Regions from separate parts of the Homo sapiens genome. Here region 1 is linked to region 2. The links are chromatin loops, found by intact Hi-C in ENCODE. Cell type or tissue: heart right ventricle. All regions are shown on one strand. Links, peaks and the distances in the headings refer to the core of each region. The heading gives the core; the rest is flanking DNA. Region 1 has its middle 9.2 kb from the start of IL1RAP. Region 2 has its middle 25 kb from the start of TMEM207.

What was found. Peaks named below come from ENCODE experiments on the same cell type or tissue, not always from the same donor. Only the 100,000 strongest peaks of a DNase experiment are listed, where the experiment ranks them.
Region 1: it touches region 2 in a loop (2.2-fold over the local background); 8 of 110 quality-filtered maps call a loop at or near these places.

What each region holds. Positions count from the first base shown.
Region 1 is chr3:190,503,466-190,506,392 of GRCh38, reverse strand. No RefSeq gene overlaps it. Among named protein-coding and RNA genes, the nearest start is that of IL1RAP, 9.2 kb to the left of the region's middle. RefSeq lists a silencer at 1,259-1,553. In heart right ventricle, for the core only: a CTCF peak has its summit at 1,788; no DNase peak of the experiment used is centred there; H3K27ac peaks cover 990 bases.
Region 2 is chr3:190,423,288-190,426,214 of GRCh38, reverse strand. No RefSeq gene overlaps it. Among named protein-coding and RNA genes, the nearest start is that of TMEM207, 25 kb to the left of the region's middle. In heart right ventricle, for the core only: CTCF peaks have their summits at 1,464 and 1,664 (motif pointing right); a DNase peak (open chromatin) is centred at 1,534.

The DNA.
Region 1 (2,927 bases), core at 279-2,778, 80 kb before region 2:
AAGTTAAAATATAGTAACATCGGGGTATTGAGGAAGGAGTATTCTTTTTTTTGAGGGAGTCTTGCTCTGTCGCCCAGGCTGGAGTGGAATGCCGTGATCTCGGCTCACTGCAACCTCCACCTCCTGGGTTCAAGCAATCCTCCTTCTTCAGCCTCCCTAGTAGGTGGGATTACAGGTGCCTGCCATCATGCCTGGCTAATTTTGTATTTTTAGGAGAGACGGGGTTCACCATGTTGGCCAGGCTGGTCTCTAACTCCTGACCTCAGGTGATTTGTCCAACTCGGCCTCCCAAAGTGCTGGGATTACAGCTGTGAGCCACCACGCCCGGCCAGAAGGAGTACTTCTATTTAGAGCGTATCAAGGAAAGAAAGAGAGAGGGTATCACTAGAAGAAATTAGAAGGAGAGATCGAATTAAGGTTTATGGTGACCAAGGAGGAAGGTGTGAGACGTAATGGGGCAGGGGAAGAGTATGCATCCATTCATCCACTCAGGTACTATTTGTTATAAAAATAAAATAACTGCAGAATAATGTGGTGAGTGCTTTATGAAAGATGGTATGGTACTCCATGTAAGCCCATTGGAAGGTGTTTCACACACCACTGAGAGGAGGGAAGAGTGAAGCAGGGTCAATTTTCCTACTCTAACCAGAGAACATGTGGCAGATGTTGGAAGAAATGGTTAGAAAACTATACTTGAATCAGGCATCGGAAGAAAAGGGGTGGGGTGAGGGAAGATATTACTTATGCTACTCAAAAAGCAAAACTGTAGCTTATCTATTTGCCTTTGTGTTCCAGAATGGTGTTTGACAGAAAGAATGCTTGAACAAACAAATGAGAACAAATAAATGAGTTACTGATTTCTGCTGAGAGACAGGTGCTTTTTAAGTCTGTGCTTTTTGTTTAACCAATATTATGTTATCACACCATAGGATCTTCATGAACTGAGTATTTATTTTTTCTATTTAGGAGATATAGAAAAATCTGAGGCTCCAGAAGGTAATATGGCTTGCCCAACATTGCAGAGCTAGGAATTCAGAAAACTGGATTTTAAAGTGTGACAACATTAAATTATTTGACGTGGTTGTCAGGTATAATTTCTTGTAATTACTTGCCACTCTCTGCCTTGTTCTAAATGACAAAGTAAGGCAGTGCTATGTTATTATTATTTTTTATTATATTAAATCAACATTTTATTGAGGTGTAACATGAATACATAAAACTGCACTAATCATATATGTAGAGCTTGATGCCTTTTAACAAAGGAAGTACAACCATGTAACTAGCATTCAGATCAAGAAAATCATACTGCTACAGGCTGCATACTTTTGACTTAATATAATAGTCAATATCTTTATTCCTGTTGGCATTAAATACTTCCCCTTGTAGCTTTTATTCATGCACGCACTATTCCTGGAAACTCATGAGCTATTGAGTCATAACTTGCCTAGAAAATGAGCTTGTTGGTGAATGATAGCTTCTCTTTGGGGAACATGTGTGCTCCCTCAACTGAGAGGTTGTCTTTATTAAGTAAGAGCACTTGAGGTAAACCTTGAGATTATTGGGCCTGAGGCAAATTTGGCTGACTGAATTCCAAGCAGCAAAAGAAAAGCAGCAGTGAGACTTCTGCATCGAATTTTTAAGATGATCTATAATTAACATACTAGTTTGTAATATATTTATAATTGTAACCTGTAAAAGTTAAAATAGCCATTCAGATAGCCCAGATATAGAACCCTGGAGATGGTAAATAGGGGTGGAGATATAGAGAACAAAGGGGTCTGTCTAACTGCTAATTCACCTAACTGCTGCTAGATGGCCTCAGTTCCAGTCTAGGTTTGGCTGCAGAATCCCTGTCTGTTCTCGACACAATCATTTCTGCTTTCTGAGCTTCTGCTTCCTAACCTTTAAAATGGTCTGAACTGCAGTATTGTCCTAGAACAGTAGTCATCAGCCGTTGCTAAACATCCAAGTCACCTCTGTTTTTCAAATTTCCTTTTATAGGTTTTTGTATGGTTAGTTTTGTATTTAATAATAGAGGTGCCCAATCCCTATCATGACTCTTAAAACTGAAATTTGATAGAGGGAATGACTAGACTTGCTGATTCCTTAGTGGTCTTCCAGGATGATATACTTTGAATATTTTTCCCCACCCAAATTTCATGTTGAATTTGTATTCCTCAATGCTGGAGGTCGGGTCTGATGGGAGGTGTTTGAATCATGGAGTCAGATCCCTCATAGCTTGGTGCTGTCTTTGTGATAGTGAGTTCTAGTGAGATCTGGTTATTCAAGAGTGTGTGGCACCTCCGTCCCCACTACCCCCTCCCCACTCTCTCCCTCTCCTGCTTTCACCCTGTGGGGTACCTGTTCCCCATTCACTTTCCTCCATGACTGTAAGCTTCCGGAGGTCCTCACCAGGAGCCAACCAGGTGCTGATGACATGCTTTTACAGCCTGCAGAACCATGATCCAATTAAACCTCTTTTCTTATAAATTACCCAGTCTCAGGTATTGCTTTACAACAATGCAAGAACGGCCTAATACACAGGACAATCTTTCTAAGATCAGTTGGGCACAGTGGCTCACGCCTGTAGTCCCAGCTACTTGGGTGCCTGAGGCTCAAGAATCGCTTGAACCCGGGAGGCAGAGGTTGGAGTAAGACAAGATCATGCCACTGCACTGTAGCCTGGGTAACAGAGTAAGACCTTGTCTCAAATAAATAAAGAAAGAAAATTTTAAAAATGTATTTATCAGAGAGAATAATGCCACAATTTTTGTCACAAGAGGTGATGAAATTTAAAATACATTTGATAAAACTTGCACATATATAGTTATTGAATATAACCAAAATCCCACAGGAAAGAACAATTAAGAGATGACTGTGTTTGTGTATACTTATTAGCCTCAAGCGAACTATATATTCCTTCCTTT
Region 2 (2,927 bases), core at 221-2,720:
TAAGCTATGAATAATGTAAATAATTAATACTTAAATTGATTAAAATGTTTAAATTAATATTTTAAATATATATTATTTATATTAACAATATAGGCAAAGGGAAAAGGTTTGTGAAGGAAGGTGGCAGGATACAGTAAGAAACCTAAATGCTAATCTCAGATTGTGAAAATTTAATTATTATTATTTATTAATAATTTATTATTTATTAATTTATTAAATAAATAAAGTATTAATAAATTAAAACCAAATGGTGCCAAAACACATCATTTTAGAATTGGATAATAAATATTTGTAACAAAATACTTAAAGAGTTGAAAATTGTTGTCTCAAGAAATTGGACTCGGAGATAATGTGTGGCTTAGGTATGACAGAAAAGTACTGATTTCTATTTCGATTTTATAGTACTACTTGACTTTTAAAATTAAGTTCATTTATTACTTAAATAGAAAGAAATATAAAATTAAACAAGTACATGATTTGGCAGTGTTATAGCTTGTAATTCCAAGCCAACAAAGGAAGTCATACTATAAAGAAGTAAAAAATGTAAAACATATCTTCACGTAATGGGGCTACAGATGATTTTATTTTTTATGTTTCTTGATTTTCTAATGTTCAATTAGACTTCAAAAGTATATATATACTTTTATAGTTGAAAAGCTCACAAATTCTGTTTTAAAAAGTAGACAAAAAGGTATCTATCTATCTATCTATCTATCATCTATCTATCTATCTACCTATCTATGCATGTGTGTCTGCTTTCATTTAATAGATGAGAAAGTGTGGACCCTGGAAGACGATTTGACTTGCCCAAGTTGTATAGCTAATTAGTGTAAGAAACAAAACTAGAGACTAGGTATTGACATCTTTCAGTTCCTATTTCAGGCATTTTTCCACTATGATCTTCTAACTTTAAAAGTGACTATAATAAGTAAACATCAGAGAATGATCAATATAACTATATTGATCTCAAATGAGTGACTCTAAGAAAAAGTTTTTGTTTGTATCCTATGAGCTACGTATGTTACACCCCATTCCATTTACAGAGCAGGCAGTGGTTATAATTAACCCATAGAAAAGCGTAAGCACATCTAGAAACAGAGCTAATGATTTATCAGCTAATTTGCCTAAGACAGTAGTGAAAGTCGGAGTTGAAGTAATTGGAATTTATTTTAAAGTTAATTGCGTTTATGAGTCAGTACACTTCAAACAAAATACCTGTTTGGTGTTGGTTGGTTGATTGGTTTATTTCTGTGTTTGTAATAGGATTGAATTTTTTTTCTTCCCATGTTAAAGAATGTTATTTATTTATTTATTTTCGGAGACAGAGTCTCACTCTGTCGCCCAGGCTGCAGTGCACTGCAACCTCCACCTTCCAGGTAGGTTGAAGCAATTCGCCTCCCTCAGACTCTGCACCCGCCACAACGTCTGGCTAACTTTTTTTTTTTGGTATTTTTAGTAGAGATGGGGTTTCGCCATGTTGGCCAGGTTGGTCTCGAACTCCTGACCTCAGGTCATCCGCCCACATCGGCCTCCCTGGTATTACAGGCAGAGCCACCGCGCCAGGCTGAGAATGTTTGTTTTTTAAAATGAGGGTTGTTTTTTTTTCTTTTTACTAATGATTGTAGCAATTTCTTTGAGCATCCACCAGAGGGCATGAAAGCCAATCTATGATTCCAGCCCATTAGCTAGCTTGGATTTAATGGCTAGAAGAAACTATGAAGCTGAGTTACTACTGATATCAAATTTTTGACAGACCCTAGCAGAATGAAATAATAATGAGGTTCACATTTGCAAAAAGGTATCTAGTTTCTTTCACAAGAAAGCTGAGCATCAGGTGAGATGCCTGGCATCAGAATGTAGAAAATTTGAAATAGAAACCATCTTTCTGAGGATGAGGCCTATGAGTTTGAGGTGTCTACAAAGGTAGGCTAATTTGTGCATATAATGCCCACGTGGTACGCAATATCTACAACACTGGCCTTATAGATCTAACCTATATCATTTTTACCTGACTGCAAGTTCCTTTTTAATTTTCAGTTTTGTAGTTCCAAATTTGTTTCATTTACATTAGCACCACAACTTTATAAGAGACAACTTTAAAATTCAATATCTTTCACAAAAATGAAATAGAGCTGGGATAGAGTTAAAATAGCATTCATGTGGACAATAAAATGAAACTCTCCCAGAATATTATATTTAAGGCAAAATGTGAAATTCTTCAAAATTGTGTAAGAGAAAATGAAATAATGAAAATGTGTTGGCTATAAAACCACTCTGTTGAGAGTGATCTAAAAAAAAAAAAAAAGAAGAAAAGAAATAGACTATACATTCCAAGGGAATCTTTTACTTTCAAATTCATTTTGCTTTGTGATTTTGTACAAAATAATCCTATGCAGGCATTTTTGAATGTTTAATATTAGATGCGATAAAAAGTACCATTTTTGTTTTTCACAGAACTAGCTATAGTTCTCTGAAAATGAAATAAAAGTAATGCCTGCTTTACAAAATGGAATAGGTTAATAATAAACAAAATGAAATTTGTATTTGTGCATTTGGAAAATATTTATTCTCTGAAATTATGCCAATTTATGCTTGCGATCTAACTCATGAAAAAATAATCTGTATCAATCAAAATGCTAGATTTTTATATTATTAAGATAAAAATGGCATTGCTCAGAATTACTGACACTGTTGATGAATGCAGGTTGCTTAATTTTACTATTATGTTTGTTTGGGAGGGTTTCCTTTTTGGAAAATCTGTTTTGGGACATAATGAGAAAAAGTAATATGAGTTCACTTTTTCTAATAATTAATGTAATAATGTCTCTCTTTATATTTAAAAAAAAGCCAACTTTTGTCCATAAGGTAGGAAAACTGGCCATACAAAATGAAGTCATATCAACTTAGATTATTCTCTCTTTTATATA